2 separate regions of the Homo sapiens genome follow, and region 1 is linked to region 2. The links are chromatin loops, found by intact Hi-C in ENCODE. Cell type or tissue: heart left ventricle. All regions are shown on one strand. Each heading gives the region's core, and the rest is flanking DNA. Links, peaks and the distances in the headings are about the cores only. Region 1 holds the start of GRM2 (glutamate metabotropic receptor 2). Region 2 overlaps LOC105377087 (a long non-coding RNA gene).

Region 1 (16,035 bases), core at 1-8,000, 92 kb after region 2:
CGACTTCAGGCCGGTAGCTGACTCCAGGGTTCTCTGATTTCTGCTTCTGCTCCATTTCTCCTGAACAACTGTTCTAGGACAGGGGGCCTGGCCCTCTCCATCTCGGCAATGCCCTCAGCCACTCTCCGAAAGGAAGCTGAGGCCAAGCCAAGGCCTACCTTATGTCCCCCAGCCCTGATTCTAGCTCCAGCCGCATCTTCCAGCAGCCTGTGCTGGGCACTTGGCAAGCGGGAATCTGGGTGAGAGGTAGGACCCAGTCAGAGATGGGAGGATCGCAGCTGGGCACAGCCCTGGGAGCAGCAGAGGGGTGTCAGCAGGGCCAGCAGCCTCTGCTGAAGCTGAGCCACAGAGCACCCTCTGCTGGTCCCTGTGGGAGAGTAGGAGGCTGAGGGCAGGGGAGCTGCCTCCCCACCCTTCCCACCCCCTCAAATCCTGTGCCCCCTGAAGACTCTCTGGTGCCCTCCCCCGACACATATTCTGTTTATCTTCCTTCTGACTCCCCTACCCTGATTCTCTCCTCTGGCCACTCCTGGCTTCTATCTGGCCACCCCTCTCCAATCCAGGCAGAGATGATCTGACAAGTCAGGAGCCCCTTGGCCGAGAGCCGATTTCACAGTTCCCCTCCACCACTGCCTTGAATGTGGCCCACCTCTCTCTGAGCCTTCGTTTCCTCATCTATAAAATGGGTTAAAAATAATAGCAGCTAATATCAACGGTGCCCTTATGACTTGCCGGGCCCCTGATACATACTATGCATCTATCAACTCATTAAATTTCCATGGCAAACCTCAAAGTAGAAAGTGTTGTGGGCCGGGCACAGTGGCTCATGCCTATAATCCCAGCACTTTGGGAGGCCGAGGCGGGTGGATCACCTGAAGTCGGGAGTTTGAGACCAGCCTGACCAACGTGGTGAGGTCAGGCTCGTCTCTACTAAAAATACAAAAATTAGCCGGGCATGGTGGCAGGCGCCTGTAATCCCAGCTACTTGGGAGGCTGAGGCAGGAGAATCACTTAAACCCGGGAGGCAGAGATTGCAGTGGGCTGAGATCTCACCACTGCACTCCAGCCTGGGAGACAGAGCGATATCCTGTCTCAAAAAAGAAAAAAAAAAAAAGTGTTGTGAATCCAATTTTATAAGGAAGAAGCTGTGACACAGAAAAGAGAAATAACGTGCCATGGTCATGCAGTTAGTAAGTGGGAGACCTGACTATTAAGCCCCTCAGGGTTAACATCAAGGGTGAGGGTGTGTGTGTGTGTGAGGGTGTGTGTGTCTGGGTGTGTGTGTGGGTGTGGGGGTGGGTGTGGGGTGTGTGTGGGTGTGTGGGGTGCGTGTGTGTGGGTGTGTTGGGTGTGTGTGGGTGTGTCGGGTGTGTGTGGGTGTGTGGGGGGCTGTGTGTGTGTGTGAGGGTGTGTGGGGTGTGTGTGTGTGTGTGAGGGTGTGTGTGTGTGTGGGAGTAATGAGAGTAAGATGTTCTCTTGCACAGTCTCTAAAAATCGACCACCATTATGTGACCAGGGCACTTTCTTAGCTTCTGTAAAAGCTACTGCAAGGAAGCTTCTAGTTTCCCTTCCAATTCACAGCAGCCCATGAGCCCCTTTTCAGCAGGAATTCTGGGTCACCACCTCCGGCCTCCCTCCCTAGCCCCCATTTGGGTGGCTTCCACGTACCTGGATGGAGACATCACTGTAGGAACCGCCAATAACACCAGTGATGGCAGTGGGAGCATCACCATGGGTCGCATAAGAGCCGTCGGGGCAGATGTGGCGTGAGCCATCAGCACCACGGCTGAGTGAGGCACGCACAAAGTCCAGTGCCTGCTCCAGCGCATGTGTGTCCTTGGAGCAACTGTCGAGGATGTGTGCACCCAGGCGCACGCCAGGCAGCAGGTGCGGGTCACGGTTGATGCGGTCCAGTGCAAAAAGCATGGCCTCCAGGCGCTGGATGCCACGGTGCTCATTGACAGGACCACAGTCCTCTGCTGGGCCGCCCTTCTGGTGCACTGGGAACAGCCCACCCAGCACCAAGTCTCCCTCCAGGGTCAGCACCTTCTTGGCTGGGCCCTCAGCCACAGCACCCCACAGCAGCAGCAGTGCCAGGAGCGCAAGCAGCGATCCCATGGCCCCAAAGGGGATGGATGGGTCCCGCAGACCTGGGTCTCCAGGGGATGAGATTAGAAGCAGCGAAGGCAAAGAGAGGAGGAAACAGGGACCAGGAAAGGACAGACAAGAAGAGAGATGCGAAGGGACCCAGCTCCTGCAGAGAGATAGAAAGACAGAAAAACAGACCAGGAAAAGTGGAACCTGAGAGCAGCTGCCCCTTCTGACTCTGCCTCCCCACGAGCCCCTTTCCTAGGTACTCAAAAGCCAGGGAGGGACAGGATGGTGTCATTAAGTAGGTTGAGAAGCTCCTGGGACTCCCCTGGACCTGTCTCTCAGCCCTGGCCTCAGCTTGGTGAGAGATGGGCCATATTCCCCTACCAAACTCAGCAGTGGGGAGAGATGCAAGCAGTGAAGTCCCAGGCAGAGGACAGGAGACCCCAGCCAATGCTGACCCCTCTGTAATTCAAAGGGTGTCCAAGAACAGCACAAACCTCCCAGGACCCCGAGGTCAATACCTTTGGAACAGACTATGTCACAGTCACAAACTCAGAGGTCCCCATCCTGAGCCTTGGATTTCCAGAGAGAAGGAACTGCTGTCTCAGGACCCACCAGGGAAGAGGAAGGGAAGCATCTCTAAGGGACAGTCTCCAACCCGTGGGGAGACTGGAGCCCATGTGAACACCCAAGGGTTCTAACCTTTGGTTCTTAAAAAGCCATCCCCACAGTTTGCTGACTGAGGAAGGAATAGAGACACTAAGCCCTGGGAATGAGACAGCAAGGTGGAATGGCTGGCCTCAGGGAGGGTACCCAAGTGGCTCAAGGTCCTAAGTCAACAGGGCAAGCAGATGTTCACGTATGTGTGTGTCAGGGTTGGGGGCTAGAGTCTCCAAACAGTGCTGAGGGTGAGAGTGCGGGACTCTCTAGCTCTGTGTAGAACACTGCTTGAGATTTTGTGCCTCTGTTTTCTCTTCACTCCCGACCCAGCAGAGAAAGTCACCATTTCCAATCTCCCCATCCTCAGCTTCAGGGCCCTGCCCACCCTAGCCATGGCCCTCAGAGACCCCCTCCCTGTCTCTTCCCCACTGCGTCCAATCATTTGTACCCCAGTTGCCTTCCCAAACACACACCCCACAAAGGCTCTCACAATCACACAGGCTTGGAAAGGCTGGGAGAGGGACATACCTCTTTCCTCAGAACAGGAAAGGAAACTGAGTTTGAAGAAGGGCAGCAACTAACTCAAGGACCCCATGTGCTGGCCACGGAGGCTGAGCCTCTTCATTTTGCCCCCTCAGCTCCCCAGGGCAGGGGCACTGGGCTCCTCTGGGGATCAGGAAAGCAGCAGCTTACCCAGGCAAGCGAGGGAGAAGCAGGGAGGAAGACCAGCACAGATGGAGACAGGGACCCAGATGGGGGCTGAAGCCAAAACTGGTCAAGTCGCAAGTCTCCCAGAGGGGAGGCCCAGACGGAAGCTCAGAGGCAGGAAGGGGACAGAAACCCGGAGTCAGACAGCCAGGAGCCTGGGCCACAAAATCTGGGCAGGGAGCGAGCAAGCCTGAGAGGTTGAGACAAAGACGGAGGCACAGACAGAAAGAAGGACCAGAGGACGCTGGAGCAGGAGGAACGGGGGAGTGCGATGTGGGGCGTGCGTTTTCTGGAGAAGAAAGGCGGGACGCCCGGGGCTGTCTTCCCGCTTCCCGGAGCTCTCAGGGAACGCTGTCTGGACACAGCAGCGCGGGCGCCCCACAACTTGAGGGCCCGCAGGACCCTGGGACGTGAGGTAAGGGCCAAAAAGGTCGGCAGCGGCAGCGGCACCACCACCACCGGCTCACCCTACCTGGCGCGCTGGCTCTGGCGCGGAGAGAATCGGAGTGGAGCGGGGGGCGCGAGGCTCCGGCTCCCGCTCGCTCGCTCGCTGGCTCGCTGGCTCTGCGCTCTCCGCCCGCCCGCTCGCCCCGCCGCTTTCAATCGCGGCCCGCCCCGCCCCGCCCCCGGCCCCGGCCCGCCCCCAGCCCCTCCTCCGTTCCTCCAGACGCCAGGTCTCCTGCTCCCAACCCAGCCTCCGCCTCCTCTGGACACTCCGCGCTCCAGCTTTTCTGGGGACCTCAGGGCCTGGAGCTGTCCGCCTCGTGGTGCTGAATCCCCGAGCGCTCTCGCTCTGCGCTGGAGCGGGTGCTTCGTGGCCCACTCCGCCCCATAGTCAGACTACCACCTAGAGAGCATAGGTGGGGGGCGGGGGGATGCCACGGGGCACGGGGTGGGGAAGGTCACTGCGCCCCGACAGGTGCCCATAGTGCTACTGCAGAGTGGAGGAGCTGGCCTTAGTGCAAGGGGTGCCTCTGGGGGATAGGTAAAGGGGCGCGTGGGAGACGGGTGGAGTCTATTCTCCCCACTCAGCGATTTCAGCTGGGTCCACATCCCAGGCCTGAGTTGGAGGCATGTGTCCTCTGCCACTTTTGAGACCTGGAGCCAGAGTCACTATGAGGAAAAGATTGGGGGAAGGGAGAGGTCAGAGGAGAATGGGGCCTCCCCTTCCTTCCTGCAGATGCCCTTTAAACCTGCCACCCACTCCCATGTAAAAAGGGTATTTAAGCAAGGAGAGAGCAACCTGCAGGAAGGGCTGCAGAACCAAGTACTAGGGTCAACCCTGAGGGAGTGTTAGGGATGGCAGGGGCATCTGGGAGGGGAGGGGCCTAGGGAAAGGCTTCTGGAACTGGCTGCTGCGTAGGAGGGAGTGAGAGCTGGAGCCCAAGCAGAGGGAGGACAGCTCTGAGAAGATTCTCTTGACTCTTCCCTCCCACAGCAGGATGGGGAAGGACGCCCCTGGGTAGAGGGTAGTGGATAAGCTGTAGTGCCAGACTGTGCTGAAGGAATGGGGATTAGAGAGCCTGTGCTATCTGCCCCTAACATGTGCACACACTAACAAGTGCCAAGGGGCATGGCATCCCTACACACATTCCCGACACTGCCCTTTCTTCCACAGGTGTCAGTGGAAGCAAGGCCAGCTCAGATACATGCTAATGAACATGCCAAGCCCAGACCCCTCAGGCACACACACCCACATGTGCGTGTGGCAGTCCGTAGGGGTGCGGGGGTGATCACCAAGGACGAGCTTTTTCCCTGGACACAGAAACCTGATGTCCTGCTGCTGTGGAAAGAATACAGCTTTGAAACGAAACAGACACATAAAACCCAAACAAACACAAGCCCCATCACTAACAGGAGACAAGGTGGCAGTGGGAGACAGACATGCTGTCTTCCACCTCCAACTCTGCCACCGGCTGCTCTCACCCTCTCTGGCTGCCTCAGAGCAACAGCTCCCTGGGGTAGGTGAGCAATGGGCCAGGCCTCTGGAGCAGAGGGGTTGACAGCAGGAGGGTGCTGAGGTGAGGAGTCACACACTCCTTCTAGCCACACTCCCAACCTGCTCAACAAGTCAGCCTCACAAAAGGCACAGGGCTGTAAACACAGATATGGCTGTGTACAGCATCAGCCAGAAAAGCCCATGATGTGGCCTGCAGCAAACAAGCTGCACAGTCGCAGCACATGGACACACAGTTACACACAGCTAGGCAGCCACCACTCCCAGCTGTGTGCACACGGATGAGGACATACACTTAGCCTTACACAGTTGTAAATGTGGACATGGCCACATGCATAGTACACATAAACATGCAACCACACACAGCTATACTTGTAGACAGCCATAATACACATGGGCACACCCCTGCCCCTAAGAACATGTGACCATGTCTACACACGGCTGCACATGTGGACACAGCCACATATATACAGCTGCTCACACAAGGACATGCCACAAATAGCTGTCCACCAAGACATGTCCACACATACATGGCCATAATTATGGATATACGGCTGCAGGACACATAGCAAATGTGTGTTTTTATATGTGGACACATAGCAAAACACATAGCTTTATACATGAACGTCATGAACATCACCATACACACAGTTGTACAGACACAGCCACACACAGTTGTACATGAACAAAGCCCCCATAGAGATGCTGTTAGCCAGCCTCACATGCTCCTATAATACAACCATACACAGACACAAAGCACAGCAATACACACACACACACACACACACACACACACTCACACAGGCACACAGCCATCCACACAGACTCAGCCATGCTCAGGTACAATCATACCCTGATGCTCACCTGGGCACAGCTTTACCCAAGCAGCCCCATCCATCCGTGGTTACACAGAGCCAAATGCATGAGCGTGGGTGCACATGCACACACACAGGTACACAGCCACTGGCAGGCACAGTGGGGGAGCCTCGCCTACTGGGGAAGTACCAGCGTGCAGGCACACTAGTCACAGACACAAAGGCATCCCTTGGAGGCAGATGAAGACAGGCTGTGAGCTCCCCATTCCTGAGCCCTGAAGGGCACCCCATACTCAGCTCTCACCCAAGCCAGGCTCTGCTTGCTCTCTGGCAGCTGCAATGGAGGGGCAGCTGGCCACTGGGGTCACAGAGCAGGACGTGGAGGATCTCTAACTCCCCTCCTCCCCCAACCCCAGGGTACCTGCCATGTTCCTTCCATTCTTTGTCCTGGGGAGGGGAGGCTCCTTCCCACTCCCAGCCTATCTGTACAGCCATCCCCCCACCGCCCCCAACCAAGGCAGAACAAACAAATACACAACCCAAATCCAGGTGAAACAAGTAAATCATTGGCTTTATTCTGGGTCCTGGAAGCTCCACTGTGAGTCTGAAAAAAAGACACAACAGGGGTGGCAGCCCTGGGGGCTGGTGCAGAAAATAGTCCCTGGCTCCTCTGGCCCTGGGAGCCTAAAGGGCAGTGAGGAGAAGGCTTAGCAAGAGGCCTGGAGCAGGGGAAGTCAGGTCCCTCAGGAACCCCTCCTCCCCCAGAGGAAGGAGGAAGAGGGCTGGAGAGTCTGCTGGAGAGTCTGCTCAGTTCCTCAGCAACTGCACTGCAGGAGGGTGCAGGCCATGGGTTACTCCTTGCCCTTCTCAGGGGCAGTGGGCTCCCAGAGCCACTTGGTAGTCCCCAGGGGCTCAGTCCCAGGGTCCAGCCGTGACTCCCCTAAGGGCCCCTCGCCCTCCAAGTCCAGCTCCTCAAAAGAGGAGCCGCTGGCACCTGACTCGCTGTAGCTGTGCTCGCTGCGGGTGTCACCGTCATCCCAGCCACGGCTGCTCGCCCCAGGTGACAGTGTGGCAGCTGAAGTCTCCCGGCTGCCAGGGCTCACTTCCAAGCTTACAGAACTCGTGTCACTCATTGTGTCAGCTCCTATGACCAGGAAAAGGGAGCACAGGTTAGCTAGGACCACCCCACCCCCTCCTCCAGGGAGAGGCAACTCAGCACGCAGTGCACTCATGAATAATGCAGCCTCCCGGGCTCAGGGGGCTTGCTCCAGCTGCCCTCTGCCCTCTACCCTGACTGGGGCTGCACAGACAGGGCAGAGGGAAAGAGCTGGGAGGAAGGGAGGGAGGGAAGGAGGGAGGGAGGGAGAGAGGGTGGGAGGAGGCAGCTGTGCACTCTTCTCCCCACTCTAAATTAGCCTCAGCTCCCTGCACTTCCACAAAGCCTGCTGCCCTCCCCCCACATTTATTAAGGGCCACTCAGCCCTGAGGTGAGGAGCTGAGGTAGAACAAAGAGACACAAGTAGTGTCCTCTCCACCTTCCCCCACCCCCACTTCAAGCTTGGAAAGAGATGTGTCCAGGGCCAGCTACAGAACATCACCCACAGGGCACGAGGACTGCAGAATGCAGCAGGAGGCCCCTCTGCAGCCCTCCCCCGTGCAGGGCTCCCAGGAGCAGCATCCAGGGAGTCAGCAGGCCCCTGCCTCTGGTACACACCAAGTCCCAGTTGAGGAGGGAGCTGAAGTACGAGGAGGATGGAGAAGGCCTGAGAAATACTCAACCAGCTGCAAGGAGGAGGGTGCTGGGATGAAACATGTTAAGGGTTTTCTCTCCCTATGCCTGGGTCGACCCTGAGAAACCCTTACCCACCCCACCCCCAATGACTGGTGCTTCCTGAGCCACAAGATAGCAAAAGGGGATGATGAGAGCACTCTGCTGGTGGTTGGGGTGCCCCAAACCAGTGCTGAGCCAGGTTGATGGCCCAAACTCCTTCTAACCTGCTCCTTCCACCCCCAATACATCCTCCAAGCAAGCAGCCCCTTCATCTGCCCTGTCCAGGAGCAACCCCTGGGTTCATCTCCCTGGATCAGAGGCACTGAATGCAGGCTGGGGTGGCAAGGAGGAACACATGGCTCAGGCTCGCTGTGTGCAGGAATCCAGACTGGGAGAAAGTGGATCTGCTACCCTTCCTGTATGATGGGGAGAGGGTCAGCTGTCAAACATCACAGAAGGTGAGGGGTTAGCCAGCTTCCCCAGCCACTGTCTCCATGGTGTTGGAGCCAAGCCAGGTGCAGCTGGGGTCTGCTTGGCGCCTGGACTCAGCCTGGGGCTTTCCTTGAGCCTCAAATGGGGCCTAGGTTGGGGGTGGGAGAATTAGGAGAGGGGGGAATTTGGGGTCTCTCCCTACCCCCACCACCCACTCAGCCCCCAGAATATGCCCTCTGGGCGCTACTGGCAGAGGTGAGGTGAGCCCTAGAAGCCCAGGCTGCTGGCCCAGGGCCCTCCTCTTGCTGAGGCCCCAGGTGTGGCTCCCAGGACAGAAGCCTGTGAATGAGGTGGTCAGGGAGCTGGGGGAGCTTTAAGTTTTGGGTAGTTTCTTCTGACCAGGGGACAGGATGCCAGGCCCTCACTGCTCCTTAAATAATGATCAGTGCCCCAGGGACCGCAGGCCTGAAAAGAGCAAAGGAGGGAGACAGTTTCTCCCTGGCCCTATTAAACTGTATGTTCTGTCTGCCCACCCACCCAATGGCTCTCTTGGGACCCCAGGTATAGGAATGTGCCTGCTTCCCAGCATGCTACCTCCTACCACCCAGCTCCTAGGCTAGGAATGTTCAGAGGAAGGAGCCTAGGGGTGCCTCCTTCAGGCCAGGACAGCCTGCTGAAATGAAGACAGCCCCTGGAGACATATATACACTTCAAGCAAAGGAATTCAGCTGGAGGCCAGGCACGGTGGCTCACGCCTGTAATCCCAGCACTTTGGGAAGCTGAGGCAGGTGGATCACATGAGGTCAGGAGTTCCAGACCAGCCTGGCCAACATGGCAAAACCCCATCTCTACTAAAAATACAAAAATTAGCCGGGCATGGTGGCAGGCACCTGTAATCCCAGCTACTCAGGAAGCTGAGGCAGGAGAATCGCTTGAACCCACGAGGTGGAGGTTGCAGTGAGCCAAGATCATGCCATTTCACTCCAGCCTGGGCAAAAAAGGAAAACTGTCTTTAAAAACAAACAAACAAAAAAAAGGAATCCAGCTGGGCATGGTGGCTCATCCCTAGAATCCCAACACTTTGGGAGGCTGAGGCAGGATCACTTGAGCTAACAAGTTCAAGGCCAGCCTGGGCAATATGGCGAAACACCATCTCTATAAAAAATACAAAAACTAGCCAAGCATGGTGGTACACGCCTCTTGTCACAGCTACTCAGGAGGCTGAGGTGGGAGGACAGCTTAAGCCTGGGAGGGAAAGGTTACAGTGAGCCGAGATCTTGCCACTGCACCACTCCAGCCTGGGCGATAGAGCCAGACCTTGCCGCAGAAGAAAAAAAAAAAAGGAATGCAATACGGGGAAGTAGCATCCCTATACCCCCACCAAGATCTACACAGGAGGAGGTCCCAGAGTCCCATGCCTGCATCCCTGGGCAGAAGATACCAGGCAAGGCAGGGCCCTACCTAAATCCCCACGACTACTGGGGCAGGGGACTTGAAGCCCACCCCCTTCACCCAAATCCCTCCCTCTCGCTCTGCCCACAGCCAGTGCAAGACGATCAAATATTCATCGCCTCTCTGAAGCTAAATAATACATCAATGTAATAACAGGCACAAGGCAGCTAATCACCCCCTTTCACCTCCCGGCCTAAGCTAGGGCCACAGCAGGGAGGCGGGCAGGGACAGGCCAAGCCTTGGGCAGTCAGACATCCTGCATGCACCCACCACCAACTGCTGTGTCAGTGGCATGCACCTGGTGGGCAAACACCGAGTCCCGCTGGGGTGTCAGGACAGGCCCTGTGAGAGGTGGGCAGACCCCTTGGCCCCAACACCAGGGAGTGGGTGGGCGGGCTGGAGGGGAGGAAAACAGGCTGAGGAGCTGGGGAATGTGGGAGCTGCCACTACAGCCAGCTGTAGTGGGTGCCAAGCAGTCCTTCAATGACCCTGACAGGCAGTGTTTGGGAGGGAAGGAAGCTGGGTGGGTGGGTCAAGGAGGGGGAGGCAGGCAGCAGAGGGAGGTCACAGTAAAGTGAAGGCACTCTGTCTTCCTGCCCTGGAGGCTGCCTGGGCCTGCTGACCTTGTGCCATGTCCTGTGCCCACAGTAGGGGCACTGAAGAGTGTCTGCCGGGCACTACCAGGCAGAAGGGAGCTGTACCCCATGGAGGTAATTAAGTGGCAGATGAAGTTAACTGTGTTGGACACAGGCCCCTAGGGAGTAGAGACTGCTCCCAATACCCTCCTACCCAGCCCTAGCTGACACGTCTCCCTAGGGTGACCTTGGCTGTTGAAGACTGGATGGGCAGAGCATCTGCTAAAGAAGGAGGAGAGGAGGGACAGTTCCTCTCCCCACAGCCCTGTACCACTCCTAGAAGTCACAAACTCCACCAGGTTGGCCAAGGATAAGGCCCCCTGGGACCATCTGGGATGTAACCCAGCAGACCCCCTTGTGCCTGAGACAGCCCGGGGTCACAGATCATTGCAGAGGGGTGGGCAGGCAAGCAGCCTTCCAGCCTGGACCTGGGGCCTTGAGGCTGCCAGCAGGAGTGTGGGCTGGCCCTGGAGAAAGGCACAGGTGACTGATCTCCTGGCTCCCCTCTGCATGCTCCCTGGTTGTTCCCTGGCAGGGAGAAAGCAGCTGGCTCTGGGTGGGGCCCGTACTGAGGGACAAGAGAACACTTTGCTCCCCTCCTTACCTTCCAGATCTATGCCAATCTTACTTCCTGCTGAGCCCCACCCAAGGGACTCCTTTCCTGAGCAGCCTCAGCCCCCTCCCATGAACATCGAGCTGTCTGTGATCTTTGTTTCCAAGGGTACTCCTGCTGCATCTGGAGGGAATCCAGGCAGGGTCTTTGTATCTGTGTTGCCAGGAGGTAATGTGTGTGAATCCACATCTATGTAGATCCATGTGTCTGGGAACAGGCAACTCCACATGTGGGTCCTCAGGTAGGTGGGTCTCCTTCCTCCCTCTGCCAAGCATAGCCTGACACCCACAGTGCCAACCCAGAGAGGGAGGAGCCTCCTCAACCAAGCCCCTGGAGTCCAGAAGAGAGGAGCTCCAGGAGGGCCCCATCCTCATACCCCACCTTCTGTACCTGTGCCATCCACCTGGGTGTCAATGGCCTCCACAAGCCCCCGCCATTTCCACTCTGTCTCCTTCATCTCAGGCACATAGAAGTCTCCCTGCCGTGCCAGTGGGCACATGAAATGGATCTGGTCTTCCTGGTAGATCTCCAGCCGAGGATAGGCACACAGCTTCCGCTCCTAGTCAGAGAGTGGCAAAAGGTAGAATGAGCCCTACAGGGCCCCTGACTCACTTGTCCCTGGGTGACCCCCAGAACTGTCTATTACCTATTCTGTCCCAGGGGCTGGCTCTGCCTCTCAACCTCTTCCAAGTTCCAAAGCCCTGCTGAGGGAGGCACACATAGATCACCCTAACAGCAGGGCCCCATAGTCCAGAGTGCAATAATAGTCTGAAGACCCAGGACGACACCCTAGGGCAGGTGGTAAAAGAACCCAGGAGCCTGGCACTGCTCTCCTATGTGTACATCTGAGACCAAAAAGCTGTTCCAGAAGGCACTGGTCTCACAGAGCCATGAAGCTTGGCACCCCTGGACCACCCCAGGATAGGGACCCCATGTGCCTAAGCCAAGGTCTCACCTACCAGACTTTCCATCCCAGGACCCCCTGGCCCTGACCTCCTCTCCACCCTGGACAACGCTGACTGACCCACAGATATCAGAAGACCAGCACCCCCAGTCCTTAGGCCTCCAGCCCCTGCTCTTGCAGACATGCTACTATAGACCCTGAACAAGGATCAAGGCCAGCTAAACACCACTTCCACTCCCATTCATTCCCCTGCTAGTTTAGAGCTATGTCAACCTCTGAGACTATCAGGTATGGTTCCCATACCTCCTCACATGTAAACTCAGGTTTTAGCTGATGGGGAAGAGGGAGACCCTGGACTGGAAGGTCAGGTAGGACAAGTAGATCTAGCACAGGACATTACCCAGTGGGCTGATGTACCACCTTTTGGGCCCCAAGTTCCAAAAGGCACTCCACCTCCCTCTGCCTAGACACAGAATCCAGTGCTCCCCATCCCCCAATGAGTATGGAGGGGCACAGACATGCCAGAGCCACCCTGAGGCAGGCAGGGACAGCCAGAACAGGGGTCAAGTTGCCTCTTACTCAGAGCCTGCCCCGCCACCTTTCCTGCGAAGGAGCACAAATACCCACTATGATGACTGCAAGGCCCCTGCCCTGTCACTGCTCACCCGCCAATCTTCACAACACGACTATTTATAGCATTCGCCCCGCTCTCACCATGAGCTCTGAAATGAGCCTTCCACTTAGCAGTAATGAGAGACTTATTGCCTGGCAAGGAGAAGCCACTCCAAGACTCCACTTGTCCACCTGCCTGGCCAACCCTAGGGTTGAGGAACCTCCTTCAACTAAAGCAAGCTAGCAAAGAAGGGTTAAAAGCAAGCCCACGGATGATAAAGGGAAAGAGGAGTGAGCCTGAAAGGTTTACCTAGCTAGGACCCTCAGCAGCCAGCTGAAGGGAGGGTGCATCTAGGAGGCCACGCGGGAGGTGGATGGCCTGTCCCAGGTCTGGCTGTGGCTCAGCCTCTGACTCCATGGGTGATCCAGGCAAAGCCTTCCATCCTAAGTCTCCATGTGCTCAACAGCAAAGTAGAACACCCTAGCCCTGATGCTTCCAAGGTCGGTGAAGGAAAGTCATTATTTTTTAATAGTTGGAGTCAAATCTTCTTTGCCAACCTGGGTGCCCTCGGGGCTTCCTCCATCTCAAGAGTCCATGCCCCTGACACGTCCCATTTCTAAACACACAGATGGCTGTCTTTGCTTCTCTACCCACTCACATACCCACTCCAGCCTTGGTCTCCAGGAGGAGGCTAAACAAGATCACAGTGTCAGGAAGCAGGAGCTGTCAGGCTCTGGGGCCCCTCCAATGCCAGCACTTAGAGGCAGGCATCTGCCAAACCTGAACCCAACTCAGCAAACTGGTCCAGGTCACTGAGGCCAGGGGCAGGGAGGCCCCTGAAGAAGGTCCAGGTCCTTCCCCAGTAGCTAGATGAAAGAAAAGGATCCCTGAATCTAGTCAGGGCATGGCCTTCACCAACATCCTCACACTCTGGACAAAGGACCCAAAGGGTAGTAGCTGAGTGGCCATCACAAGAGCAGCAGACATTTGGCTTTTGGGGGAAGATCCCAGAGGACAGAGCCTGTGTCCACCCAGAGATTCCAGGGACAATGGGGACCCTAGCCCAACCCCTCTCAACACTCAAGCCACCTCCCTAGCTTCCCTTCTGGAGGAACTTGGCCATAACAAGATAATAAGAGGGAGTACTGCTCTTTCCACCCTCTCCCCTAGGCTGGGCAGCACCAGGCTGCCACCCTGTGCCACCTGTTCTGCCAGCCCCCTCGTTGGCAGGCGGGAGGCAGCTCTGCGGCTGTTCTGCGCATCTGCTTCCTCCGGAGAGCCCGGCTCTGAAGTTGCCTGGCTGTGGACAGCCCCGTTGCCATGGAAACTGCATCCTCCATCCTTGCCGTCGCCTTCATCTCAAAGCCATCAGGGAGAACAGAGGATCAAGGGAGACAGAGGATGGAGAGAAAACTGTGGCCCTGCGACACAGCCCTTCCTTCTCTGCCCAGCTCTCCCTCCTCACAGCATCTCACACAGGGAGCACCAGGTCCCAGAGCCTGCTCCCAGACCCCTGGAGGGGCAGCCTCAGGCCCAAAACTAGCCTGGTCCTACCTGCTGTTACCTGGGGGCCCTGGTCCTCCCTACTGGAGGGAGGCATGGAGCTAATTAAAATGCCATTGACTGTTCAGCCCCAAATCATTATAGCACATGCACCAGGTCCTACCAAAATTCAGACTTGGGCAGAGAAGGGACAGGAAGAAGGCAAAGGAGCAAACTTCTAAGCCAGGCCCACAGGCAGAGAAGGGGCTTGTAGTTGCCCCCTGGCCCTTCCTGGGAGACTGCTCTCCCTTGCATGCTCTGCCCACTGAGCAAGAATGACTCTAGTGGGGGCTGGGGATGGAAGGTGAGGGGCAGGACAAGCTATATGCTCTGTCCCTGAGTGATCAGGCAGAGAGGACAAGCCCTTTCCCTCCCAGCCAGGTGCAACCTCGGAGGGAAGACAGGGTGACCATGGGCTGGCTCTCAGGTCCTTGCTGCACAGTAGGAGCCATGGCCCGGGCAATATGTCAATGAGCCAGTAAATATTGGAAAATCATTGGAGGAAGGCGAGGCCAGCTGCCTCTCCCTCAGTTAGCCCCAGGGAGCCCTTGGAGAGCAGACTGCCAGTGGCCAAGGACACTAGCTCAAGGTCACACTGGGCTGGTCCCACTGGTGAAGAGCCTGGGTGGGCCTGGGGTCCTCCTAGCCCTGGCACATCCCCTTCCACAGCCCAGACAGCCAGCAGTGTGTGGAAGCATTGCCAGGACATGAGAACGTGCTCTGCCACTGACACCACTGGCCATCTAACAAACCCACAGCCCAGAGCAGCTCACTCCCACACACAGACCCAAGGAGACTATAAAGCCTCTTTCCAAGGTGGGAGAGTTGCAGATGTTCACATTCCTCTCCACCTAACAGGCAAAAGTCAGTGAACCATGCCAAGGTGCCCCCAGGGTCTGCCAGAAACTGGATTCAGAGTTCCAGTCCCTCAGACACACCTCCGGGCCTTCCCTCCCACCTGGGTCTTCCACATGCAGAAACAAGATGGGGACTTGGGACACCACCCATGATGCAGGAATTTCTAAGAGACCCCAGACACCAGCACTTCCCCACCACCACCCCACCCTGCACCAACACCTGCTTACTCACTCAGGAGTGTTGGCAAAAAAGGGAAGGAGCAGCTCACCCACCTCACACAGGCTGCCACAGTGCCACTGCGTCAGCTACCTTGGGGACACACCACACACTCCCACCTCACTTCAGCCTGAGTTCATCTCCTGGGCAGGGTGCAGGCATTTACCCCATTCAGCTCAGGGCTCCCACAACAGGGCAAGACTGATACACCAGGCCAAGCTTTCCCCCACGGGACCCACAGTGCCTCCCCAGCAGGTCTTTCTGAATTATGGGAGAGGAAGAAAAGAGGTAAGAGAGAGGACCTGGACCTGAACTATCCTCATTTAGTGCTTTGTATTCAGGACATCACCCTGTGCCCTGGCTTCAGCTAGGGATTGGGAGCAAATAGAAGACAGAAGAGGTCAGGCCCAGGACGAAGGCTGATGATGGGTCCCACTCCCAGGCTACCCAGAGGCTGGAGGTTTGCTTAGAACTAGGTGGCTGCAAATGCCCAAAAGAAGGAGGCAATGTGTGGGCCAAGGACGGGTCACATCTCCTACATAAGCTCTAGGCCCAGCAAGGGATGAGGTCTGGCTGAGGGGCCCTGGGCCTTGCCTTACTGTTCACCCTGAGCTACCCAGTCCTATCTATCCTTCTGTGCCAGGCTGGATACCCAGGCAGCTGCACAGCCAGCAAGCAGCTGTTGCATCCCACCCGAGGTAGTGGCGTCTCCTCACTGGGTGAAGTGATGCATGCTCATTTTTAATTACAGACACCAACATGCAC
Region 2 (16,128 bases), core at 3,316-11,315:
TAATGGAGTGCTGGATGGTTGTATAAGAAAAAATTTTAAAATAAGTTGAGGTCTGAGATTATGCTGCCTTCCTTCAGAGGCGATTTACATTTGCTTCTGGTAGGTGACTGGAGCATTAGCAATCCTGGATCACTTTAACCCAATTTCAGAGATTAAGATGTGAAACAGGGCTTCCACCATGGGAAATGTTAATGGCCTATTTTAAATCCACCTTTCTCTTGGTATGGTATAGCCCTCTTGGCTTCCACTGTTAAATATTGGGGATTTACTAGTGTGCCCCTATCCTTAGCAGGCCTGGTCTCCAACTTTGAAGCCTCCTTACACAGAAACTGTCAAAAATTCTGCCCAAAATTTCAGCTCCTTGGCTTTCTAGCTGCCTTCTCACCACCTCTCCCACTCCCTCTACCACTACCCAGGAAGATGAGGAACCAGTTACCAATGTTTACTGATCAGGGTGACCCTTTTTATTTTTGGGAGGAATCCTGTGTGCCTCCACACAGGAGGCACAGCTCAGCATCCTCAGGACACTTAAGTATCTGATAGTAATAATCTGGGTTTCTCTTTTTTATATGGAACACCTACTTACCTTCTGCTTCCGTTAAAATATTTCTTCAACTTTCTGGGTCTCAATTATAGTTGCCTATGCATTTCTGTAGAGTTGATTTTATAGAGAAGAGATAGATTTGCATAAGATACGGTTATTTCTCCTTTTGGCTTATAACAATGACATCCACAACCCTAGCTTCCTAATCAGTCTCAGAGTCTATGAATTTCCAGGGTCCCTCTCATCCTGGGATAGTCATGGGATACTTCTGCCAACTGGGTAGATATGGCTATGTTTCCTATACAATGGCAAATGCCCAAAGCTTGTTTCTAGATGGTTCAGTCACCAGGCATGGGTAAAAGTGATGAAAAATCATGAGATCGAAAGTGACTACAGCCCAGGGTTAGGATGCTGGCCGCATAATTGAGTCTTCTTCAGGGAGAGGCTCTGTGGACAGGAATGCAACAGTTGTCTGTTTCCCTCCTGTCAAAGATAGGATAGGGGTGTAAGTAAAAATACGTGAAACCTGAATCCCATCACTTACCAAGTTCTCCTCTGTGTGGTCCGTGCACAGTTCTTTCCTGATACAGTCTTTTATGAAAACAGAAAGGTCGGGCTTGGTAGCTCATGCTTATAATCCCAGCACTTTGGGAGGCCAAGGCAGGTGGATCATTTGAGCCCAGGTATTCAAGACCAGCCTGGGCAACATGGCAAAATCTCATCTCCACAAAAAATTTAAAAATTAGCCAGGGCATGGTGGCACACACCTGTAGTTCCAGCTACTCAGGAGGCTGAGGTGGGAGGATTGCTTGAGCCCAAGAGGCAGAGGTTGCAGTGAACCAAGATTGCACCACTGCACTCCAGCCTGGGCGACAGAGTGAGATCGTCTCAAAAAGAAAAGAAAAGAAAAGAACAAAAAAGAAAGGACCAAGGCCACATTGCTCTTGAGGGCCCTCTCTGTACCCTCTTCTCAGGCCCTGACTGGCCCTGGACATGCGTCCCTTGGCCCTGATCCTTTGTCCTTGGGTCTGTTTTCCTTTCTGTCCTTTTGTGGCACTTGAGGATTTATCTCACATCAAATCTAGATGCTGCCTAGCTCTCCAGCTCTCCTCAATGCTTCCCAGGGAAGCAAACTATTCCTCTTTATTTTCAAGGTTTCATACATGGGGAACAAAAAAAAAAAGTGGGCATTGTAACGAAGTTTACAGCATTCATATAGTACTGATTCCCAAACCCTTGCTCCTTACTGCACATGAGACAGTATAGGAAACCCAGGTATTCACATGCTTGTTTTAATATGTCAGGGCTGATGCATCTGTTTCCTTCCAGAGGAAGCCAGAAACCTCAAGATTAGCTGTGACAACCAGCACCAGGGGGAGGGACAAGTCCCACTAGGACTTCCTGGCAGACCAGGTTCTCCTGGACTTCACCCACCCATCTATGTGTCCACCATGGCACTGTGTCATAGCTGTGGCAAGACATTCAAAAGGAGATTTTACTTTATTTCCCTTTATTACAAGAAGGATGGCTTTTCTTGGGCTAGCTCACATGATGGACGGCCAATACAAGATCAACACAAGGAAGAGGGCGTTCTGGAGATGCAGGTTTAAAAAGTCATAAAATGGGCCGGGTGCAGTGGCTCGCACCTGTAATCCCGGCACTTTGGGAGGCCAAGACAGGTGGATCATTTGAGGTCAGGAGTTTGAGACTAGCCTGGCCAACATGGCGAAACTAAAAATACAAAAATTAGCCGGCATGGTGGCACGCACCTATAATCCCAGCTACTCGGGAGGCTGAGGCAGGAGAATTGCTTGAACCGGGAGGCAGAGGCTGCAGTGAGCTGAGATTGAGAGATTGCACCACTGCACTTCAGCCTGGGCAACAGAGCAATACTCTGTCTCAAACAAACAAACAAGTCATAAAATGGAGCATCTGAAAGACTTGAATGGAATGCAAGGTAGCTCTGGGACTCCTCAGGACTTTAGTGGCATTCACTCTGGGCTGGTCTCTCCAGTTTGGCTAACTTTTTTATGCTCTAATTGTTCTTGTTACTACCATTTTTTCATGATCTCCATTGTCTTTGTTTTCTCTGCCTTGTAACATTGATGGCTTCATAATTTTGGCTGGTCATGACCACTATGACCCCTCATGCATCTATGCATATGATCCTCAGCTCTGCCACTCTCTGCCCAATTGTCTCCATTTACAATTCATACGTGTGTGTGTGTATGTGGACAAGATTTTTCAAATATCCTATTACCATTTTTCTGTCTCCTTGATCCATGAGTGTCTGAAATAGGTATAAATGTAGAATTATCTACTTTGTAACTTTGTAATTTTTTTTTTTTTTTTTTTTTGAGATGGAGTCTCACTCTGTTGCTCAGGCTGGAGTGCAGTGGTGCGATCTCAGCTCACTGCAAGCTCCACCTCCTAGGTTCACGCCATTCTCCTGCCTCAGCTTCCCGAGTAGCTGGGACTACAGGCACCCGCCACCATGCCCGGCTAATTTTTTTTGTATTTTTAGTAGAGACGGGGTTTCACCGTGTTAGCCAAGATGGTCTTGATCTCCTGACCTCGTGATCCGCCCACCTCAGCCTCCCTAAGTGCTGGCATTACAGGCATGAGCCACTGTGCCTGGCCCTTTACTTTGTAATTCTATCAGCCTTTTTATTTTCATATTTTGAAGTTATGTTGCGTACATAAAAATTCCCAAGTATTATAGCATCTTAGAGTAGTGTTCCTTTCATTGGTTTACAACTAGAATTGGTAAAGTTTTTCTATAAAGAACCAGGTGGTAAAAAGTTTAGGCTTTGACAACCATTCAGTATCTGTCACAACTACTCAACCCTGCCATTGTAGCTCAAAAACAACCACAGACTATATGTAAACAAAGGGGAGTGATTGTGTTCCAATAAGATGTTATTTCTAAAAACAGGTGGTGGGTTCAGCTGGCCTGCAGGCCATAGTTCGCTGATTCCTTGATTCCTTTTAAGATTTAAATTATATTTTGTTGTGGTAGTTTTCTTTGGTTGGAAATTTGCCGGATATATCTTTTTTCTATCCTTTTGTTTTCAAACTTTCTGTGTTACTTTGTTTTAGATATATCCCTTATGAACATTATATAGATCTATTAAATGTAATCTATCAAACTGCTTTTTAATTATCAAGTTTAACTCATTGAACTTATTGTGATTACTGATCTATTTGGACTTATTTTCATCCTTAGTCTGAAGATTCAGGTCTGTCCCACCACTGGGAGGGTAGGCTAGACTTCAAATTCAAGACACGACAGACTTTAATCTAGCACTATGTTTCCTTAGCCCTGTAAAAGATACAGGTCAGGAAATGAGCTTCACTCTCCTCAGGAGTCCCAGCAACTACTTAGAATGCAGATTCTGATTCCTCCCTAACCCCACCCACAAGGGGCAAGGAGGTGTGTAAACATCTGCCAGGAACGAGGTCCAGGTGTGTGCAGTTCCTCTTGCCACAGGGAGCCACTGCCTCATTTTTCCACTGGTCTTTTTTATCATGCCAGTCACACACGCACACCATCAGCATTACAACTTACAGCTCTCCCAGTTCAGAGGCTTCACGGTAACCGTGACAGATAACTGACCCCCAGTACGTGGCCTTCTGTCAAGCACACACAAGGCACACAAGAGAAAACGAAGGCCAAGGTCTAACCGATCCAATCGAGCCACTTCAGACTGATTGTTTCAATTACTCACATAGATAGAAAAAGGAAGATTAGTCAAAAGTGCCAGCTCCCTGTGGTTCTTGTCTCACACAACAAAAGGAACAACACAAAAGGGATTCGATGACTACAAGGCAAGTCGTGGGATACCCTGTTGCTGTTGAGCCAAGGGGGTCTAGACTGCAGCTATGTGGTTTTATATTCTGTAGCTCTATTCTGAGGGGCACGAGGCAGAAAGCCCCACACCTCATCAGGACTGGAGAGGAGAGAGAAAGCTGTCTCATGACAGCCTCCCAAGGGAGATAAGGGCCTCAGAGCATGCCTTACAAGCCTCCCATCCTCTTCTGTTCCAAGGGGGATCAAGAAGTGTTCTGCCAAGACTCAGATTAGCTGTGGTTCAAGCCTTCGCCTTTGCAGGGGGTGTAGATATATGCAAGGTTGCCATGGCAAAGTCATTCCCCTGCAACTCCATCCCTTGACATTCATGTGTCCTACTAAGAATTCTCAGGAGTGTGGGTCACCCCATCAGATACCCTAATTCATTATACAGATTAGGGCTTGAATAAGTGCGTTTTGTTTGTCATAGACAATGAGGTGTGTGACCATAACAATGACTCTTAATACTGTGATCAGGCTGACTTAGAGTACTGACTGCAGCCAGGCTTTCCATCTGGAGCCAGGCTAGCTAAATATGTCATGAAACCAGATGCAGCAAGAGGTGTTGGCACACACCCCCACCTCAACTGGCTAGCAGGAAGCCCAGGACAGCGCCATTGCCCATCACCACTTACACTACAAAGTTTAGAACAATTTGTAGACTGTTAAAAAAAAAAAAAAGAATCTAACAATAACAAAATGAGGCTAAAGGGAATCATATCAATGTCCAAAAAGGTTAATCTTGTTTTGTCATCTCCAGTGGAGGCTGTTTCTTTCTGGCTCTTGGGAGGTTTCCAGAGTTTTTAGATTAAGATTCTTCAATGAGAGTGGTGGCCGCAATTAAGTGGGGCCCGATGACCTACAGACAGGAGCTGAGAGAGATAGATGGTCCCTTCCTCCACCTCTGACGTTCAGGGTCTAAAGTGCTGTCTCTTGTTTAGCTTAGTTCAGCCAGAATCCAGTTCAGCAGGTTCTCCCCTCTGTACCCCATACTATCCTAGAACATCTCCCACCTCCTGACAGGTGGGCTGCAGCAGAACCACCGTAGGCACTGTTACCTCATATTGATGATCTGACTCTTTCGAAGAAAATGGTCTCAGAGAAAACCTGAAAATCACCTTTAGAAGCAGGAAAGGATGCAGGAAAGTTCCAGGCCTGCTTTTGCCCTTGACTCACAGGGTCCTCCCTCACTGCTGGAAAATCTTCAACCGTTCTCTCTAGGAATTTCACATCTGTAGGCCACATCTTTCTGACTCCAGCCCCTATCCCTCTCCCCCTCCCTTACTCTGCTCTGCCGTACCGGCCTCCTCCGTGTTCTTCAAACATGCTGGGCACGTTCCTGCTTCAGTGCCTTGATGACTGTCTCCCAGGTGGCTGCTCAACCTCCTCCCTCCCTCCTTCACCTCTCAGTGAAGTCTTCTCTCACCACAGATAAAATCAAGACCTCCTCTCCATGCCAGAATACTCTATCTCCCTTCCCTGTTTGATTTTTCTCTATAACAAGTATTACCATCTCAACATTCTCTATATCACTGCTACTTAAGTTCAGGAATCTTGCCTGCCCTTTTCACTGTTGGGAGCCCAGCCCCTATAACAGTGTCTGGCACATAGTCGGTGCTCAATAAACAAGCATTGAGTGAATACATTTGGCCTAAGCCAGTTAAATAAACCTCACCCACACCCACAGCACAGACTACTCAGCCTTAGGCCACAGACAAATGCCTGCCCTTGGCCACAGAGCCTAGTCATGGATTTCAGGCTACACTAAGCTCAAAACTTTTGTTCAAAGATTTGTTCATTGATTCAAAAATTATTGAACCATGCTATGTGTCAGGTACTGTCACTGGTATTTATTAAATAAAAGAATAAAACAGGCAAAGCCCTCTCCACATAAAGGTCACATTCTGGTAAGAGAGACAGGCCAATATATGTGCTTTCCATGAACTGGGAGAGATGATCATTTGTGACTGTGCTGCACTGACAAAGCATGTATGGATCGCATTGTCTAGTTCTAACAATGCTAAGCCTTACCAGCACAGGCAAGGGGATTAAAAAGATTTCCACAAAAACCCCTAGGCTGAAATGCACAAACAAGAAACCCTGGTGCTGATATTTTTCTCTCCCCTAGAGGGAGCTCCTCATCAGTCAAATTAAGATACTGTGGAAATGCTTTTAGAAAACAGATGTTTGAAATGTTTCCTTCTTTATGTGATTCTGTTGCCAAAAGGAATGTGACTCACTCATAACAACTCTCTCAGTCGAACACCTAAAACTTTGGAAATAGAATTTCCTCACCTACTTATTACTTACAAAATCATTGTATTGGTTTTGGACCCAGTTGTTAAAAATATAAAAATGCAACAACTTCTGACTGGTTTATAGAACAACTGATTATCATTAGGGAATATGAAATTTTTTTCACCAGACTTCAATAAAAACCTTTGCATAATTGGTGGATGCAACTGGAAGTGAATGTCTTGAGTTGGAAGACAGAGCCAATCACGCCATCTTCCCTCTGCATTGCAGGTCTTTGTGAGGGTCTTTTCCAGTTTCAACAGCCATTACAACCAACATCCAGGAACCGAGTTTAAACTTCAGACCAACAGGTCACTGTAGGACAAAAAGTTAAATCCTCACTCTCCCATGCCTCCTCCCTCCCCAACAAAAAACATAAGAGGAAAAACTAAACACCAACTCTCTGTTGATGTTCTTTGACATCAACAGACAGTTCATAGAAAACAAAACAGCTGGGGAAAGAAAGACTCTGAACATATGCAAGGATGCTCAACTTACCCATAAAAAAAAAACAGATTGATAACAGGTCCTTTGTGTTGGCAAGGATAGAGAGAAACAGGCAGTATTATATGTTGTTGGTCAAAATGTAAACTGGCAAAATTTCTTTGGATAGCAATTTGACAATAGCCATCAAAACTGAAAATGTACAGACCCCTTGATCCAGCAATTCTACTGTAGGAATTTTTCTAACCAAAAAATCCCCAAAAGTTGGCACCCTTTTAATACTAAAATAAGATGAGAACAGTGCAAGAAGAGAAAACTATCAGCCAATCTGATTTATGAACACAGGTATAAATATTAACAAACTGAATCCAATGGTGATTTCAAATAATGCTTGAATGAGTAGGATTTATTCCACAAATGCAAATATGTTAGTCATTCATCTTAACTACAAACATAAACAGATCCATATTTACTTAAGCAAAATAGAAGTGTATTGAAACAATATTTAGTAGCTCACCAAATTATCAGAAAGCCCAGGGACCAGGCTCAGAAAACAGGCAGATCAAAGAGAAGTTATGCACCCAGAACCACAGAAAACATCATACCACAGAACCAGCCTGCTGAGGATTCCAGCACCAACACAGGGGTTGCTATCCTGGTTCTCTGGATCCCAAGCTGCAGACTGAAAATTCTCAGCACACAAATTTGATTGGCCAATCCTGGTCACATGTCTGTCCCAGCAGCCAGGGGAGCTGAGAAAGTGAGAAACTGGTATTTTCAGCTCTATAATTAGAGGCAGGCTGTTTCCCACCCAGACAGATAAGAAGGAGAGTCCCCAGACATGGGGAAGGGAATCAGGTGTGTTTGGGCTCAGAAAACAACACCCCCAAAGTATAGCTCTTTGCCGTACTAAGCACCTTGAATGAAAGGCCTCCCAAGCTGCCTCAGAATCAAGGTCTTTGATCTTCCGTTGTTTCTCCCCCCAAGTGCGGGAAGGGGCTCTCTCTGAGTTCCTTTATCTGACTGAGGGAAGTTCTTTTAAAGAAACACAATTGCCTTCAATCCACTGTTTGAAATCAAATTAAAAAGGGATAGTTACTCACTGAAGAAGAAATTAAAGATCATCTGCATGAGCAGACTTTTCATCTGTTCTGAGGGCTGTCACCAAGAGGCTTTATCTGCATAATAAGACAACCTTTGGCTGGGCGTGGTGGCTCACGCCTGTAATCCCAGCACTTTGGGAGGCCAAGGCAGGTGGATCACGAGGTCAGGAGTTCAAGATCAGCCTGACCAACGTGGTGAAACCCCATCTCTACTAAAAATACAAAAATTAGCTAGGCATGGTGGCACGTGCCTGTAATCCCAGCTACTCAGGAAGCTGAGGCAGGAGAATCGCTTGAACCTGGGAGGCAGAGGTTGCAGTGAGCTGAGATAGCGCCACTGCACTTCAGCCTGGGCAACAGAGCGAGACTCTGTCTCAAAAACAAACAAACAAACAAACAAACAAACAAAAACAACCTTTGTTTGCAATGCAGTTCCACCCTTCACCTTCCTACAACTTATCACCACCCCTACTAGAGCCTAGAAGAACTTTGCCTTCAGCTATTGTTTGTGCTTCAGTCTCATTCATCCTTCTTAAAAATCATTTACTCTTCCTCTAGAATTGTCTACATCTTCCACTTTCCTCTCCCATGTGAAGAAGGTATTTAAGCTTCAATTATCTGACTTTTCTTTGAGTTTCATGCTTGTATGATTCCCATGTGCTTGCATGCTAATACATTTGTATGCCTTTTCTCTTGTCTGTCTATCGTCAGTCTATTTCAGCAGATTCAATTATCAAAACTTCAGAGGGAAAATTTAAACTTCCCTGGAGGTGTCAGGTAGCCTAAAATCTGGCTAAAGCCCACCACTGTGAGGAGGTTTCCGTGGGAAAAATATATCGATGTAATTTACCATATTAACAGATCAAAGAGGAAAACAGTGAAATCCTTCCTGCTTGAAGCTGCCTTTGCAAAAATTATAACTGAGAGAATTCTGACAGTGAAAGAGATCTGACCCAACTAACTCCATCTTGCTTCGAACCTCCAAGCTGTTCTTGTTCATTCCTGGGCATAGGCTGAACTAACTTTGGGAGGAATTTAGTTTGTAGCCCAACTTTGAAACAAAGATGGTAACAGCCCTTTCCAAAACAAACCTCCTTCCTGCCTGGGGGTTAGACTGCCTTTGCAGAACTAACAAATTAGCCACAAGATTAGAAATTATGGTTTAGGAGTCATGCAGTTAGAAGCTGCAAGATTATGGACCTCCCCAAATTGTCCCTGGGGATAACATTACTGTTGTAAAACCTAAGATCAGTACTTGAGATATTTTCAGACCCTGTACTTGATGGATCAGTAGACACCACCCAAACCAGTAAACTGGTTCATTTGGTCTTGTGGCCTCCCCACCCAGGAACTGACTCAGCACAAGAGAACAGCTTTGACTCCCTATGATTTCATCTCCAACCTGACCAATCAGCGCTTCCCACTTTCTGACCCCCTACCTGCCAAGTTATGCTTAAAACCCCCTATCCCCAAGCTTTCAGGGAGACTGATTTGAGTAATAATAAAACTCAGGTCTCCCATACAGCCAGCTCTGTGTGAATTAAACTCTTTCTCTATTGCAATTCCCCTGTCTTGATATTGGCTCTGTCTAGACAGCAGGCAAAGAGAACCCACCGGGTGGTTACATGCTGTTATTAAAAAGAAAAGCATTTAATAAACATCTTGATTGCAAAAAACAATTAGCACACAAGAATGGAAGGAAATGTACTTAATTTGCTAAGGCTAGATAAAATGAAACTCCTGCAAATGTCCTCACTGGTGGGAAAGCATAAGAAACAACCCCATTAAAGTCAGAGGGAAACGTGGTGCCACTCCCCACAATGCTTTTCAACGCTGTTCTTGAGTCTTTGTGCAACAGCAGAAGGAAGGAAAGAAGGAAGGAAGGAAGGAGGGAGGGAAAGAAAGAGGTATCATGCTGGAGGAAAAAAACTACAAAGTTGTCAGTATTTATAACTGATATGGTCACCTACTTTAAAAACCCCAAAGAATCAACTAACAAATTATTAGAACTACGAAATGCAAGGAGAATGCGATTATTATTGTAAGAAATTTCAACATCAGTAGCCAAAAAGCAGGGACATGGGGGAATTGAATAAACAGTAATCATCAAGCAGTCATCAGCAGATACATACAGAACTTTATATCTTTCAAACAGAGAATAATCATTTATTTCATATGTCCAGAGAATATTAACAAAGAACTGCCATGTACTTGGCCACTAAAAGAAGCTTAAAAACAACAAAAAAATAGAAATTGTATACATATTTTCAGTGATCATATCCAATAAAATCAGAAACAAATAATTTAAAAATTAATAAAAGTCTTACCTCATTGGAAATTAAGAAAAACTCTTAAAGGAAGGTGAAATCAAGATAAAATTGCAAACTACCCATAAAGCAATGAAAAAATAGACCACTTCCTAATAAAGCCTGGGCTTAGAGGGAATTTCACAGCCTCAATGCCTTATTATGGAGGATGGACCCCAACAGCCTCAAATGCCTTATTATGGAAGATAGACCCCCAAAATACATCCCAAAAATGTGGGAACTCATCCTAACAGTGAGAAAAAAGACAAAACAATCTAACATAAATGAAGACTAGGAGATAATAAAAGTTTGAATTAGTGAAATGGAAAACCAAGAAAAAAAGTTAAAGGAAAGATAAACTCAAAAGCTGTTTCTTTGAAAAACAGACAAACAAACAAACAGATAGACTCTCCAGTTCTCTTATAAACCAGATTAAAGAAAAAAAAGAGGGTAAAAATATACAAGACAGAAAATGAGAACTGAGACTCAACTACAGATGTGGTGAAATTAAAATTATATTAAGGAGAACAACACTATGCAAGTTTATGGCAAACCAAATTTGAAACTATTGAGGGAATGGATGGTTTTCTAACAAAATCTAAATTACCAAAATCAATCCAAGAAAAAATAGAAAACTTGAATAGAACAATTACCAAGGAAGATTATATTTTTATATATTAAATATTGCCCTGGAAGAAATAGTTTCATAGCTGAGCTTTATCTAACCTTTAGAGAGAAGATCATTCCAAAGATATTTAAACTATTCCACATAATAGAAAAAAGAAAAGAAATTCTCCAATTCATTTTACGAAGCCAGATTACACTTCATACCAAATCTGATAAAGATAGCTCCTCCCCCAACAAAAAGATAGACCAGAGAGGTTGGCAAACATTTCTGTAAAGAGCCAAATAGTAAATATTTTAGGTTTGGGGCCATACAGTCTCTTTTGCAAGTACTCAACTCTACCACTCACAAAAGCACTCCGAACAATATGTAAATGAATGAGTGCAGTAGTGTTCCAAATAAATCTTTATTTATGAACACTGAAATTTGTATTTGATATAATTTTCCATTGTCACAAAATACTACTCTTCTTTTAATTTTTTCGCAACCATTAAAAAATGTAAAAACCATTCTCAGGTCGTGAGATGTACAAAAACGAGTCGTGGGCTGAATTTGGCCCAGGGGCAGTAATTTGCTGACCTCTGCTATGGCCCAATCTCAGTAATCAATACAGATGTAAATGTAAAAAAATTGAACATTACCAAATAGAATCCAGCAGTGTGTCCAAAGAACAAGACAGTAAGAGTAAATAAGGGTTATTCCAGAAATATTCAACATCAGGAAAAGGTAGTCATATGTCTTTACATGAACAATTTAAAGGGAAAACAAAAAGCCCCCTGATCAACTTAATATATGCTGAAAATGCTGGTTATAAAGTTCAGCAGCCAATCTTAATAAAACTCTGAGAAAAACTAGAATAGAAAGAAACTGCTACAAACTGGAGACTAGTTTGTTGGTTTTTTGGTTTTTTTAGGCAAGGAGCATTCTAAATTGTTTAAAAAAAAAGGTGCAGCGGTGGGGTGGGGGAGTGGTGGCGGGGGAGGGGTGGTGGTGGCAGGCACAGTAGCTCTTGCCTGTAATCCCAGAGCTATGGAAGGCCCAGGAGGGAAGAGTGCTTGAGGCCAGGAGCTCAAGGATCTTGCCACTGCATTCCAGCCTGGATGACAGAGCACCATTTCCATTAAAAAGCCATTTGAATTAAAATTAGGACCCTGACAAGGATGCCTTCTACTATCACTATACACATTGTTGTGGTTCCAGCAAATGCAACAGGATGGCAAAATGGAAACATTAGAATACATTTTGAAAAGAAGATAAAAATTATTTCTTTCTGCTGCTGATATAATACACCTAGAATATACACCTACTATGTACCCATAAAAATAAAAAATAATAATAAGGTACCTAGAAATTCCAAGAGAATCTAATGAGGACAAAATAGAGAAATTAATAGAGAATTTGGTATGTGGTCTAATAAAAAATAAATACACAAAAATCTATAGTGTTTCTCTGTATTAACAAGAGCCAAATGAAAAATGAATTGGATAAAATATCCATCCATAATAGTAAAAAAAAAAACCCCACATCTGTTAAATACTTGGCAATCAATTAAATACGGAACCTGTATGAAGTAACCTGTAGGTCAAATTAAAAGACACAGAACAGGATCGGAAAAATGTCCTTAGATGGTAAGATTATTAACGTATTTTGCAAGAGAGAGAATAGATTATGATAGCAAATATATAATGAATACAATCCCAAATAAAATACCAATGGATTTTTAATTATACGCAATGATACAAAGGCATCTCTCTCAAAATAAATATCCAGTTACCAAGAAATCATTAATAAAGAACAGCCAGGGGTCCATCACCGTAGCTCACACCTGTGATCCCAGCACTTTGGGAGGCCGAGGTGGGCAGATCACCTGAGGTCAGTAGTTTGAAACCAGCCTGGCCAACATGGTGAAACCCCGACTCCTCTAAAAATACAAAAATTAGTGGGGTGTGGAGGCACACGCCTATAATCCCAGTTACTCAGGAGGCTGAGGCAGGAGAATCGCTTGAACCCAGGAGGTAGAGGTTGCAGTGAGCTGTTGTGCCACTGCACTCCAGCCTGGGTGACAGAGTGAGACTCCATCTCAAAAAAAAAAAAAAAAAAAAAAGAGAATAGACAGGGAGCCCAGACTCAGCACTCTAAAGTAACTGTACCCCAAACAATAGGAATAGACATACAAATGATCAGAACAGAGTGGACAAACAAAAAGAAATAGACCCCAACTAATATGAAAATTTAATAAATGATAAAGGTGGTATTTCATTTTTATGGGAAAATCACAGCTTCTTTAATAAATAGTGGGTCTATCTAGAAAAATAAAGTTGGACCCCTCATCTCTCAACACATGTCAACATTAATTCCTGGTAGACAAACTCTAACTGGAAAATCAACCCCTGAGGTGGCTGACTCCCAATTCCCAGTCAACCGGTTCCAGCACACTCTGGATGGCCCACTCTTGACAGGATGATCAGGCAATGAGATGTGGGCCAGGATAGCTCAGACCCTTCCAAGGGCCCTAAGAGAGAGGGGCACCCACTTTTTAAAGCCCTTGTTCCCAGTTCCTGGGGTGTCCAACTTGGATGTGTAGCAGCAGCAGGAGATCTCTGGCCAGCAACAGCTAGGAGTTGCCTGCCAGCTGGTGGACTCGAGCAAACCCTTCCACACCCGAGGTTTAGTCTACACCAGGGCTCCCCAAACCCCAGGCCAGGGACCGTAGCAGTCCATGGCCTGTAAGGAATGGGGCCACACAGCAGCGGGTGAGCAGCAGGTGAGCATTACGGCCGAGCTCTGCCTCTTGTCAGATCAGCTGCGTTCGATTCTCATAGGAGCGTGAGCCCTGTTGTGAACTGCGCATAGGGATCTAGGTTGCACACCCTTATGAGAATCTTATGCCTGATGCTCTGAGGTGGAATAGTTTCAGTTTCATCCCCTCCAACCCCCGTCCATGGAAAAATTGTCTTCTGTGAAACCAGTCTGTAGTGTCAAAAAGGTTGGGGACCTCTAGTCTGCACCTTCCTGACACCACCACACATCACCTGGCAGGCCTCCCATGGTGCAGAGCTCAGCAGACACAGGAGCCCTCCTCTTGCTGACGTTAGCTCATTTCCACAAAGTTTCTTTCACTATAATTGTATGACCATGGAGGTTGGGATACTAGTGCCAGAGTAACCGGGAGAGGAATTTGCGAGAGAGGGCAGCTCCAGGTGCAACCTTCCTCTGGGCCTTGGATCCCTCGCTGTTGCGGTTAACAGGAGACAAACCATTCTACCTGCTGCCTGCCCCCTGCCTGTTTTCTCTTTCACCTCAACGCTCTAGCTGATGGGCATAGTTTCTCCTGGATGTCCTAATTAACTTTCTTGATGTTTTCCTTTCCTCCCTTTTACTAGATTTTATCTGTAATCAATATTTCCCTCTCCACAAAGTTTGAGACAATACTGTATGACCTGTAGGTGTGGGAGAACTTTCTAGACCAGAAAGGAAACACAAAAGCTAGGAAAGAAAAGATATATGTTTGGCCGGGTTCGGTGGCTCACACCTGTAATCCCAACACTTTGGGAGGCCGAGGTGGGCAGACCATGAGGTCAGGAGATCAAAACCAATCTGGCTAACACGGTGAAACTCCATCTCTACTAAAAATACAAAAAATTAGCCAGGTGTGCTGGCATGCACCTGTAGTCCCAGCTACTCGGGAGGCTGAGGTAGGAGAATCACTTGAACCCAGGAGGTGGAGGTTGCAGTGAGCTGAGATCACGCCACTGCACTCCAGCCTGGGCCACAGAGCAAGATTCCATCTTAAAAAAAAAAAAGAAAAAGAAAAAGAAAAAGAAAAAAAAAGAGATATGTTTGACTGAAATGCTTCACTGGCAAAAGATACTTTCATAAGCAAAGGTTAAAAAAAACAGAAAGGAGAATTGCAAAACAAATGACAGATAAACAGTTTGAATGACTGTAGAGTTGTCCCGGATGACAAAACTACAACCCAATAGAAAAATGGCCAAAAGAATATAAATAGAAGAGCAAATATATATTAGGTTGGTGCACAAGTAATTGCGGTTTGCCACTGAAAGTAATGGCAAAAATAGGCCAGGTGCGGTGGCTCATGTCTGTAATCCTAGCACTTTGGGAGGCCGAGGTGGGCAGATCACCTGAGGTCAGGGGTTCGAGACCAGTCTGGCTAACATGATGAAACCCCGTCTCTACTAAAAATACAAAAATTAGCCAGGCATGGTGACGGATGCCTGTAATCCCAGCTACTCAGGAGGCTAAGGCATGAGAATCACTTGAACCTGGGAGGCAGAGGTTGCAGTGAGCCAAGATCGTGCCACTACCCTCTAGCCTGGGTGACAGAGTGAGCCTCCGTCTCAACAAAAAAAAGTAATGGCAAAAACTGCAATTACTTTTGCACCAACCTAATATTATCAATGAACATATGAAAGTATACCCAATCCTCCCAGTAGCAATAGAAATGTAAAATAAAGTTACTATGAGATGTTACTTTATACCCTTTAGACTAAAAAGAATCTGTAAGTGTGATAATGCCTACTGTTGGCAGAGATGCATGGTGTTCTCATACACTATGGTTGGTGGAATTATGGCTTTCTAAAGGGGCAGTTTGGCATCATCTGTTAAAATTTAATAGGCCCATACCCTTCATACCCTTTGGCCCAGAAGCCACACTGTCCTATGAGAAGCCCTGAGTGATAGCATTTCATGTGTGTGATGACACACATGAAAGACATTTATGCCACACAATATGTAGTGGCAAATAAAAACAATGAACAAAAGAATACCCATAGCTAAGGAAATGGATGCATAAACAGTGGTACTTCCATTCCTTGGAGTATTAGGAGTATTAATTGTCAATAAGAAGAATGGTTAGATCTATACCAGCTGATTTGGTGATATTTCCACAATATATTGTGTTCTCTTTGGCCAAAGGCCATGCATGCAGTGTGTACTATCTA

What was found. A loop is a pair of places that touch in the nucleus more often than their neighbours do. Peaks named below come from ENCODE experiments on the same cell type or tissue, not always from the same donor. Only the 100,000 strongest peaks of a DNase experiment are listed, where the experiment ranks them.
Region 1: it touches region 2 in a loop (3-fold over the local background); 40 of 110 quality-filtered maps call a loop at or near these places.

What each region holds. Positions count from the first base shown.
Region 1 is chr3:51,695,067-51,711,101 of GRCh38, reverse strand. It overlaps TEX264 (testis expressed 264, ER-phagy receptor), which reads right to left. Exons shown (of 5, transcript NM_015926.6): 4 at 11,528-11,696; 5 at 6,779-7,378. The coding sequence ends at 7,086. It overlaps GRM2 (glutamate metabotropic receptor 2), which reads right to left and starts at 4,034. Exons shown (of 6, transcript NM_000839.5): 1 at 3,935-4,034; 2 at 1,669-2,254. The coding sequence starts at 2,118. RefSeq lists an enhancer at 6,294-7,162. In heart left ventricle, for the core only: a CTCF peak has its summit at 4,180; DNase peaks (open chromatin) are centred at 1,961, 3,871, 4,191 and 7,291; H3K4me3 peaks cover 562 bases.
Region 2 is chr3:51,790,487-51,806,614 of GRCh38, reverse strand. LOC105377087 (a long non-coding RNA gene) reads right to left here. Exons shown (of 3, transcript XR_940838.2): 3 at 593-1,027. Among named protein-coding and RNA genes, the nearest start is that of IQCF6, 19 kb to the right of the region's middle. RefSeq lists an enhancer at 4,004-4,755. In heart left ventricle, for the core only: CTCF peaks have their summits at 6,309 and 6,512 (motif pointing right); no DNase peak of the experiment used is centred there; H3K27me3 peaks cover 3,434 bases.